Regions from separate parts of the Homo sapiens genome. Here region 1 is linked to region 2. The links are chromatin loops, found by intact Hi-C in ENCODE. Cell type or tissue: GM12878. All regions are shown on one strand. Each heading gives the region's core, and the rest is flanking DNA. Links, peaks and the distances in the headings are about the cores only.

The links. Hi-C counts contacts between places; a loop is a spot of excess contacts. Peaks named below come from ENCODE experiments on the same cell type or tissue, not always from the same donor. Only the 100,000 strongest peaks of a DNase experiment are listed, where the experiment ranks them.
Region 1: a loop joins it to region 2, with 1.9 times the contacts of the local background. A loop is called at or near these places in 1 of 110 quality-filtered maps.

The regions. Positions count from the first base shown.
Region 1 is chr10:108,003,272-108,007,678 of GRCh38, reverse strand. The region is part of intron 4 of LINC01435 (long intergenic non-protein coding RNA 1435); the gene reads left to right. Among named protein-coding and RNA genes, the nearest start is that of LINC01435, 64 kb to the left of the region's middle. In GM12878, for the core only: no CTCF peak of the experiment used is centred there; no DNase peak of the experiment used is centred there.
Region 2 is chr10:107,845,746-107,850,152 of GRCh38, reverse strand. No RefSeq gene overlaps it. Among named protein-coding and RNA genes, the nearest start is that of LINC01435, 220 kb to the left of the region's middle. In GM12878, for the core only: no CTCF peak of the experiment used is centred there; a DNase peak (open chromatin) is centred at 2,284.

The DNA of each region.
Region 1 (4,407 bases), core at 189-4,188, 160 kb before region 2:
AAAGCTTGCACCGTGCACCTGGAAAAGCCATAGACACTCAACGACGGCCCGTGAAGGCAGCCGGGAGGGAGGCTGTACCTTGCAAAGCCACATGGGTGGAGCTGCCCAATACTATGGGAACCCACCTTTTGCATCAGGATGACCTGGATATGAGACATGGAATCTAAGGAGATCATTTTAGAGCTTTAAGATTAGATTGCCCTTCTGGATTTCAGACTTGCATGGGTTCTGTAGCCCCTTCTTTTTGGCCAATTTCTCCCATTTGGAATGGCTATATTTATCCAATGCCCATACCCCCATTGTATCTAGGAAGTAACTAACTTGGTTTTGATTTTATAGGCTCACAGGCAGAAAGGATTTGCCTCGTCTGAGATGAAATGTTGGACTGAGGACTTTTGAGTTAGTGCTGAAATGAGTTAAGACTTCAGGGTACTGTTGAGAAGGAATGATTATGTTTTGAAATGTGAGGACATGAGATTTGGGAGGAGCCCGGGGCAGAATGATATGGTTTGGCTGTGTCCCCATCCAAATCTCATATTGTATTGTAACTCCCCTAATTCCCACATGTTGTAGGAGGAACCCGATGGGAGGTGATTGAATTATGCGGGTGGGTCTTTCCTGTGCTGTTCTCGTGATAGTGAATGAGTCTCATGAGATCTGATGGTTTTAAAAATAGGAGTTTCTGGCTGGGCACGGTGGCTCATGCCTGTAATCCTAGCACTTTGGGAGGCTGAGGCAGGCAGATCACCTGAGGTCAGGAGTTCGAGACCAGCCTGGCCAACATCATGAAACCCTGTCTCTACTAAAAATACAAAAATTAGCTGGGTGTGGTCGTGCATGCCTGTAATCCCAAGTACCCGGGAGGCTGAGGCAGGAGAATTGCTGGAACCCAGGAGGTGGAGGCTGCAGTGAGCTGAGATAGTGCCACTGTACTCCAGCCTGGGTGACAGAGTGAGACACCATCTCAAAAAAACAAAAACAAAAACAAAAACAAAAAACTGGAGTTTCCCTGCACAAGCACTTGCTCTTTGCCTGTTGCGATCCACATGAGGTGTGACTTGCTCCTCCTTGCCTTCCACCAGGATTGTGAGTCTTCCCCAGCCACGTGGAACTGTGAGTTCTCTATTAAACCTCTTTCCTTTGTAAATTGTCCAGTCTCAGGTATGTCTTTATCAGCAGTGTGGAAACAAACTAATACAGTTCTTCTTGGAGATTAGTGTTTCTGTCTTGTCCTGATGTTGCATAGGGTTCACCCACTGGCTTCTGAACCCCTGTCTCACTCTAGAAACAAGCAGTAATCTTGGGGCTGGATCAACAGCCTGTGAACATGGGCCTGAGTTTGCCATAAGCGTCCCTTTTGACTGGTCAGTGCTTCTATTCCTGATGTGCTCCTCTTCAGGGTTGTACCATCCTACCTAGAAGACCAAAAAAGTCCTGCTTTATTCCTCTCGAGTTTAATCTCCATTCTCCATTTTCAGTTACATTCTCATCTGTTGCTTTTGGTCCTCTGGAAACCTCTGGATTTGGGACTTTTGTTTGGAGACAGACCTGCCATGTCTACTGGATTACTCCAGGTTACTTCAACTCTTCATCTTACCAGATGTAGCCAGCCCAATTCTATTGTAGTATGGCCAGAATTTTTGATAAGCATCCCACCTGTAAATTGTGGATAGTTTCAGCTGATTTAGGACATCATTAGAGAACATAGGTACCTGGGTATCAAAAGGATGTTTTCACTGAGATATCTCCATTTTGGAAACATCAGTATTTCTGAGAACCAAGTATGCTAACTGAACATTGTAGAGATGAGTTTTGTTTTGTTTTTACCTGCTAAAAATAGAAGCACTGTTTGATGAATCACTGAGGTGAGATCAGTATCAGGGCTGTGAAGCTACCAGGAATATGTGGGCCCCACAGGAACTCAGGTCTAAATTTTCACAGCATGTCTGCTATTAATGATTTTTCTATCCCCATAAATGAGTAAATAATTTATTAGAATCCAAATCTATAAGGATTATGTCTAAATTTATTGCTCCTTCTTAGGTCATTTCAGTCCTTAGATATCAAAACATAGCATGAGCTCACTGTACATGAAAAATCACAAGAAGGAAAAAATTATATGGCTTCATGGTTAAGAATGTCTAGGGTAGATTCATTTCTTCTGTGTTATTGACTGTATAAATGAAAATCAGGAGCTATGCCTCTTACTTTGGCTTTCATTTAAAATCTAAAGGAATGCTGAATATCCTGGCTCCTCTGTCTGGACCAGGTGGTGAGGACTCTTCTAATCTTCCAACACTCCTGTGAATCTAATTGTCCATACCTACCATGTTGATGTACAGAGAGCATTCTAATCTCAGGATGACAGGAGGAACCCTTTTGTTGCCTGACATAAAAAAACAAACTGTTGAACACCAACTAATGCAACACACATCCAGCCCCAACAAGTGATTGATGACTTGCTGGGGAGTCACACATATTGCTTTTACCTAACAGGGTAAAGAGGCAAAGTTTCAGAAAACAGCTCTGTGCAATGGGGGACTGGGACTCATTTCTAGCCAGCCACCCCTCTTAAACTAAGTTCATGGTGAAATATGAGATGCCAGAATGGCAACATCTCTGGAAGTACTCTCGTCAGTGTCCTATGAATCTGAACTTTGAGAATTAGAAATATAGTCTTTAAATTATAGGTATTCTTATTTAAAATGAAAGTTGATGACGGTAGGAATGGGGTGAGTTATAGAGTATAGTGGTTTAGCTCAAATGATGTAATTCCAAACCAGGCCTTTCTGACTGTCTATCTTGAGATAATTGCTTGAGTTTACAAAGCTGTTTGCCTTGAGTTTAAGCAAAAGGCAATCCCAGTTCTCATTTAGGATTATTCAAAGATTATCTACAATAAAACATATTACATATTTAGAATAGGCCATGGTTTTGCATTCTTCTCTTGTATAACACTCACAGGGCAACCAAAAGAACTAGACTCTGGAGTCTCAGCCTCTGTAGTATTTGTACCTCCTGAATATACATATCAATTCTGTCCAAAGATTGGAGAGAAGTAATGACGCAGTCTGGTAGAGGGAGGACAGTTTTATTCAAGACTTAGAAACACAGATCAAGACTTCAGGCCTGCATCAGAAGGCACATGTCTGATGCTGTAGACTCCTTATTCTTTTGTGGGCCAAGGGTACTTTCAGTCCAGGTACTCCAGAGGTAAAGGGGCTGGATATCCCCTTAGCTTCATAATAACTGACTGCACTTGCCTTGTCACTGTGCGATGACTTCGCTTTTAAGGAGAGTTGAACACTCAATGGATTCAACACGGACACATAAAACATGATGACTTTCCTCAAGGACTTTACATTTTTTAATATCTTTTTATATAAATGTAAATGATGATGTAAATGCACATGTGGTTGTCTTTGCTAATTATAGTTTACTAGGTACTTAGCATGTGAGTGGTTCCTGCTAAGTACCTGGTAAGTTCTATAAGTTTTTGCTAAGTAGTAAGTTCATTACATTAGTATCTGATTTAATCTCCATAATGTCTCTACAACGTAGGTGTTTTAGCATGACCTGTAATTTATGGGCATAATAGGTTTATTACCAAAAAAAAAAAAAAAACCCATGGTTATTCAAGGCAAATTGGACCTAGGTGACAGTTTTCCTAGCCCCATCACAACAAGCCATACAACCTCCAGAGAACCAACTGGAGAATGTAACTGCTCTAATTTAACATAACATCAGAATCTCCAGCAGAACCTTTGAACTTATGCCCATAAAGCCACATGCTGTAAAGAACCAAACAATTTAATGTGTAGATTACCCTTGGTCACATAAAACATAAAGCTACCAGAATAGAAATGCAGCTATGTGTAACAGATACAGGTGCTAATCTCAGGTCACATGCCTTCATGGTCTTTGCTCTCTTTCTCATTAGCTATGTGGTCTAGCATAGTTCCATAATTTATATGAGTCTCAGATTCATCATTTAAAAAAGGAAAATAATGAAGCTCATTTTAGCTCAGCAAGGATTAATTAAGATAAAACATACAATACATTTTTAAGTGCAGCACCTGGCACAAAGTAAGCTTTAAGTAAATGGTAATTAGCTCTCAGGATTATAATAATAATAATGATTAGAAGTAGCAGTATTAGTATTATTATTACTATTATCAAAACATGCAGAACTATCTGGCATATATTAGGACCAACTTGTTTGTGGAAGGATGTTTGCTTTTTCAAAGCTTACACTTAATATCCTTACAAATATAGAGAAGAATAGAAATGGTAGTAAACTTAATTTTTTACCTACTTAAATTTGCTCTTTAGCCCTTTCTGTTTCATATCTTATAGAAACCAGCATGGTTAATCTAGGGTCTGATTGAACATTTCTGTGACACTAAA
Region 2 (4,407 bases), core at 241-4,240:
GGTGGATAAATTTTTGATGCGCTGCTGGATTCAGTTTGCCAGTATTTTACTGAGGATTTTCGCATCCATGTTTATCAGGGATATGGGCCTGAAGTTTTCCTTTTTTTTGTTGTGTCTCTGCCCGGTTTTGGTATCAGGATGGAGATGGTACCATTCCTTCTGAAACTATTTCAAACAATTGAAAAGGAGGGACTCCTCCCTAACTAATTTTATGAGAAGGCCTTTTAAGTTGAGATCTGATGGATCAGTAGAGGTTGGCCAGGCAACTCAAATCAGTGTAGCACTGAGGCATTTTGAGGCTGGGGTGTGCAGGTTTCCCAAGTAGAAATATCGTAAGTTGAATTTTACAGTAAACTTGTGGTTTTCACCCTATCAAGAAGAAAAGACAAAAATAATAATTAATGAAACCAATCACCTGGCTTATTATAGCAATCTAGAGTAGGCTTGCCAGTGAAGAACTGAGGTTCTCAGTCTAACAGCCTATGAGGAATTCAATGTTAACAACAGCCATGTGAGAACTTGGAAGGGAAACCTCCCTCAGGTGATCCAGTGATGACCATAGCCCCTGTGAGAAAATAACAAATGTTGTTTTAAGTTGCTACTTTGGTGATATTTGTTATGCAGAAGTAGATAATTAATACACCATTACTTGCTGGGACCAAGACTTGTTCAGCCTCATTTTTGTATGTCTTCTTTAAGTTCTTGTCCAAATCCCTTAAAAAAGGGGAGGAGGAGTAAAATTTTTTGTCATAATTTTTCTCAGTGAAGACAGACATCAAACAAACTATGAACCACACGAATGTAGACATATTGGATTGTTCGTAGTCGTAGAAGTCTGAGTCAGTGGTTGATTGACATGAAAGCATCCCATTATGCAGAAACTGTATCATAACATTGATTAATGCCTCATGTCAAAACAAGGCCTTTGGAATTCTCAGCCTATGGTGCACTTTGGGCTAAAGGAGGTTAAATGAAGAAGGTTGGAAGCCAATTCCAGAAGAAGAGCAGAAGCTGCTGCCATATTCTTTTCAACACCGCGTTTTTTACGAGTGTATCTCCAGATGGCTTCCATGGATGCCACACATCATTCCCAGTGAGTTTGTTTCCCTGGCCTCCTTTCCCTCAAGGGCCCCCAAAAACAGAGATGTGATTTGTAATCTCTCAGCAACCTGGGGCAGCTCTCATGTTAATAACCAAGGAGAAAATTTTTTCCTTGGGGAATCAAGATTCCTCTGTGCCCTCTGCCTCCCACTTCTCTAAGGGGAAATATGACTGCCAAGTATATTCTTAGAGATGCTTAAAAAGCACATACGCAGCAACGTGTTCTGGCAGAAATACAGGCAAGAATGAGGATAAGATATTTCTAGACAAAAATACAAGGAATGTATGCATACAAGAAAAACCAAATTTATGTGATCTTTTTGCCTCTCCCACAGTCCTGGGGACCAACATCCCAAGAGTTTTGTTTTCCTTCTGTTTGTTTTAATATTTTGATTATGGAATATTTCAAACTTATCCAAAAATAAGATAATATGACAAACTCCTATGTACCTTATTTCTTTTTCAACAATTATCAAGTCATTTATATTTTATCTGGACCCTTCACTCACTCCCACCCCTAACACACACAGAAGACTATATTTGATGCATCTCTCAGAAATATAACATTGGTCTGGGGAAGTATATATAATACCTCCCAGTGGTATTTTTTTCCTAGTACCATATGTGAAGAGAATCCATAGGTAATAAGGTAATAAGACTTTTCCTAGATCTTCTGTTTATTAAACACTGTTATATTGAATCCTCATAATGATGCTCTGAAGAGAGTACTATTGTTAATTTTATTTTTCTGATGGAGAAACTGGTCCGATGAAATGAGGTCAGTTGCTCAAGGTCAGATGATCATCCCATGATTTGAAGTGAGGTCTGTCAGAAAACTGTTAAGAACACTTTATCCAAGAGTTATATGGTACCTCAAAAGGATTAGATTTTCTCCTTTTCTAAAATAGGCTTGTTGTTTTCCGTGCAAGAGGAAGCAACACAAACCTTCACTTTTTGTTCTTTGCTGAAATAAGAAAGTGGGGCACCTAAGGATCTTGCGGTGCTTATGCTGAAAGCACTTTGAACGAAAGCCATGGCTCAGCTCAGGACTTCCAACTGGGATGACACAGAATGAAAATAGGGAGAGAGAACAGTTTATTTCAGCTCTAATCAGAATAAAAGCAAATGGATCAATGTTTACCAAATGAAACTTGTCTAGGATAGCACTTACTTTCTAAGTCTCACAGGTATTACAAACCGAAACAGGAAATGAAAAGCTGTTAAAATAAATGGTTCACTAGTGTTCTTTAACCAACTATCAGCACTTCCGTAAAAAGAAAACTTTTACAACCCCCCAACACTTGTTTATTCTCTAAGTTGAAACTCATATATCCTCTTGGTAGGTCAGCATTAAATTAGGGTAAAGACTTCTAAGTCTCAGGTACTACTATTTGAAAGGAAGTTGAGATAAAATTTAAAAGAAGAAAGACAAATAATTTTTAATACATGTGAGTGTTTGTAGGCAATCTGTTGCTGGACCAAGAGGAAAGTTGATAACAAGGCAATAAAAATATCCCAATATTAGTCAAGTATTACATTTTAATTTTATGTGCTGAAAAAGATTTATTAATATGACATTTTCAGAATTTGCCTTTCCTATTTTCCCATGATGTTTACAGAGGAATTTTTTGTTTCTCTCAATCTCTTTTCTTCCCTCATGTTCCTAGGAAGCATCTGGAGAAGGGGAAAGGGAGGAAGACAATAGGAATAAAGTAAAATAATGATAGCGATCTCTGTCTAATATTTTTCACTGGTACCTAGAGTTATGAAAGCTACGTATTTTTATAGGGCTAGTAGGTTTTCAATGGGGTTTTAAGGAGAGTGGAGGAAGAGTTATTGTAGTAGGTTTTAAAATATGTATATGAAGAGACTCAAGTCATTTTGTGTAATTACTTTAGTATATCTGGATTATGTGTCTTTAATGGCCTCATTAAAGGGTTCCAGGCATGAACCCTGTGGGTCACAACTTTTATATAAGCAGTATGTATTGGTCCTGATCCTCCAGTTTGTAGGAAGACTTCAGCAATTTTTCCTCTGCATTCTTTCCTCCTCTGCTGACTTTTGCTTACAGTAGAAACAGTTGTTTTAAATGCTTGCTCAGTACAGTGGAAAAGTCCTGAATTTGCCAAAAGTAAAATTTTGGTAAAGTAAATGAATGTGTAAAGAAGCATAAACAGCTTTGAAGGACTCTGGCATCTGTTTTTGAAGCTCTGCGTGTGTTTTCTGCAATTAAAATCCCTTTCCATTCTCTCAATTTTGTATCTCCCCAAGGAAGCTCAAATCAGCCCACTCTCTCAAATAAATGCTGCTTAAGGGAGGTTCATTCACAGGGACTGGGATTTACTCAAGAGGTGGTTTGAATATTTGCAGAATATTTGATATCCCAACATTCTTTGCTTGAGCTGTTAGTAACCTTGGGAGGAATTCAACAGAGGTGGTTGTCACTGAAAAAGGCAGGGGTGGCTGCTGAACATTAGCGATCTCGATTGGAAGCAAAAGTGCTCAATTTGCAGAGGAGATGGGGGGAGAGTGAGAGGATGCCCTGATACATTTAGCCAAATATAAATAGTGAACATTTATTAGTCATTTATTATAATGGCAGGCATTGTGTTTCTTCCCAATAACCCTGAGAATTATGTTGCATTAATATCCCCCTTTCACAAAAGGAAAATATGAAATTTAATGAGCCTGCAAACATTGCCCATTGTGTGTTTCAGGTAGTAATTTTCAGAGCTGAATCTGAGTCTAAGTCCATTTAATACTGAAGTTTAAACTTTTATTATTCCTTTTCTTTATTTTTTTACTTTTCAGAATGTTTAGGTAGTGTTTGATCATTTAAATGGAACTAGCTGTCAAAGTACTGGGTTTTGGAAACATATTCATATTTAGTAAGAATATATTATATGAGTCAGGTTCTTTCTAGATATGGAGGAGGTCACAAAGATGAATAAAGTCCAGTATCTTTTCATGGAATCTGTAGGCTGTTAGAATAAGGTTTTCTAAAGAAAGGCAGATTATCAATGACACAAGACAAGAATAAACAAAGGGTTATGTGAGTTTACAGGTGAGAGGAGTTCCTTCAGGATAGGGAAGAGAACTTGTGAGCTGGTTCTGAAGTTCAGTGAGAAAGCTTTAGAGCAAAATGGTCATGAAACAGCACAATTGGAATACTGAGCTACAATTCACCACTGAGAAGACTGGTTTGATCCACACATTTTTTTTGTTTAAAAGTATCCTCAGAGCACTTCAATTCTTCTGAAGGTTAATTAATGGATGCATCGAGTGTTACGGTAAAGATTAAGTGAG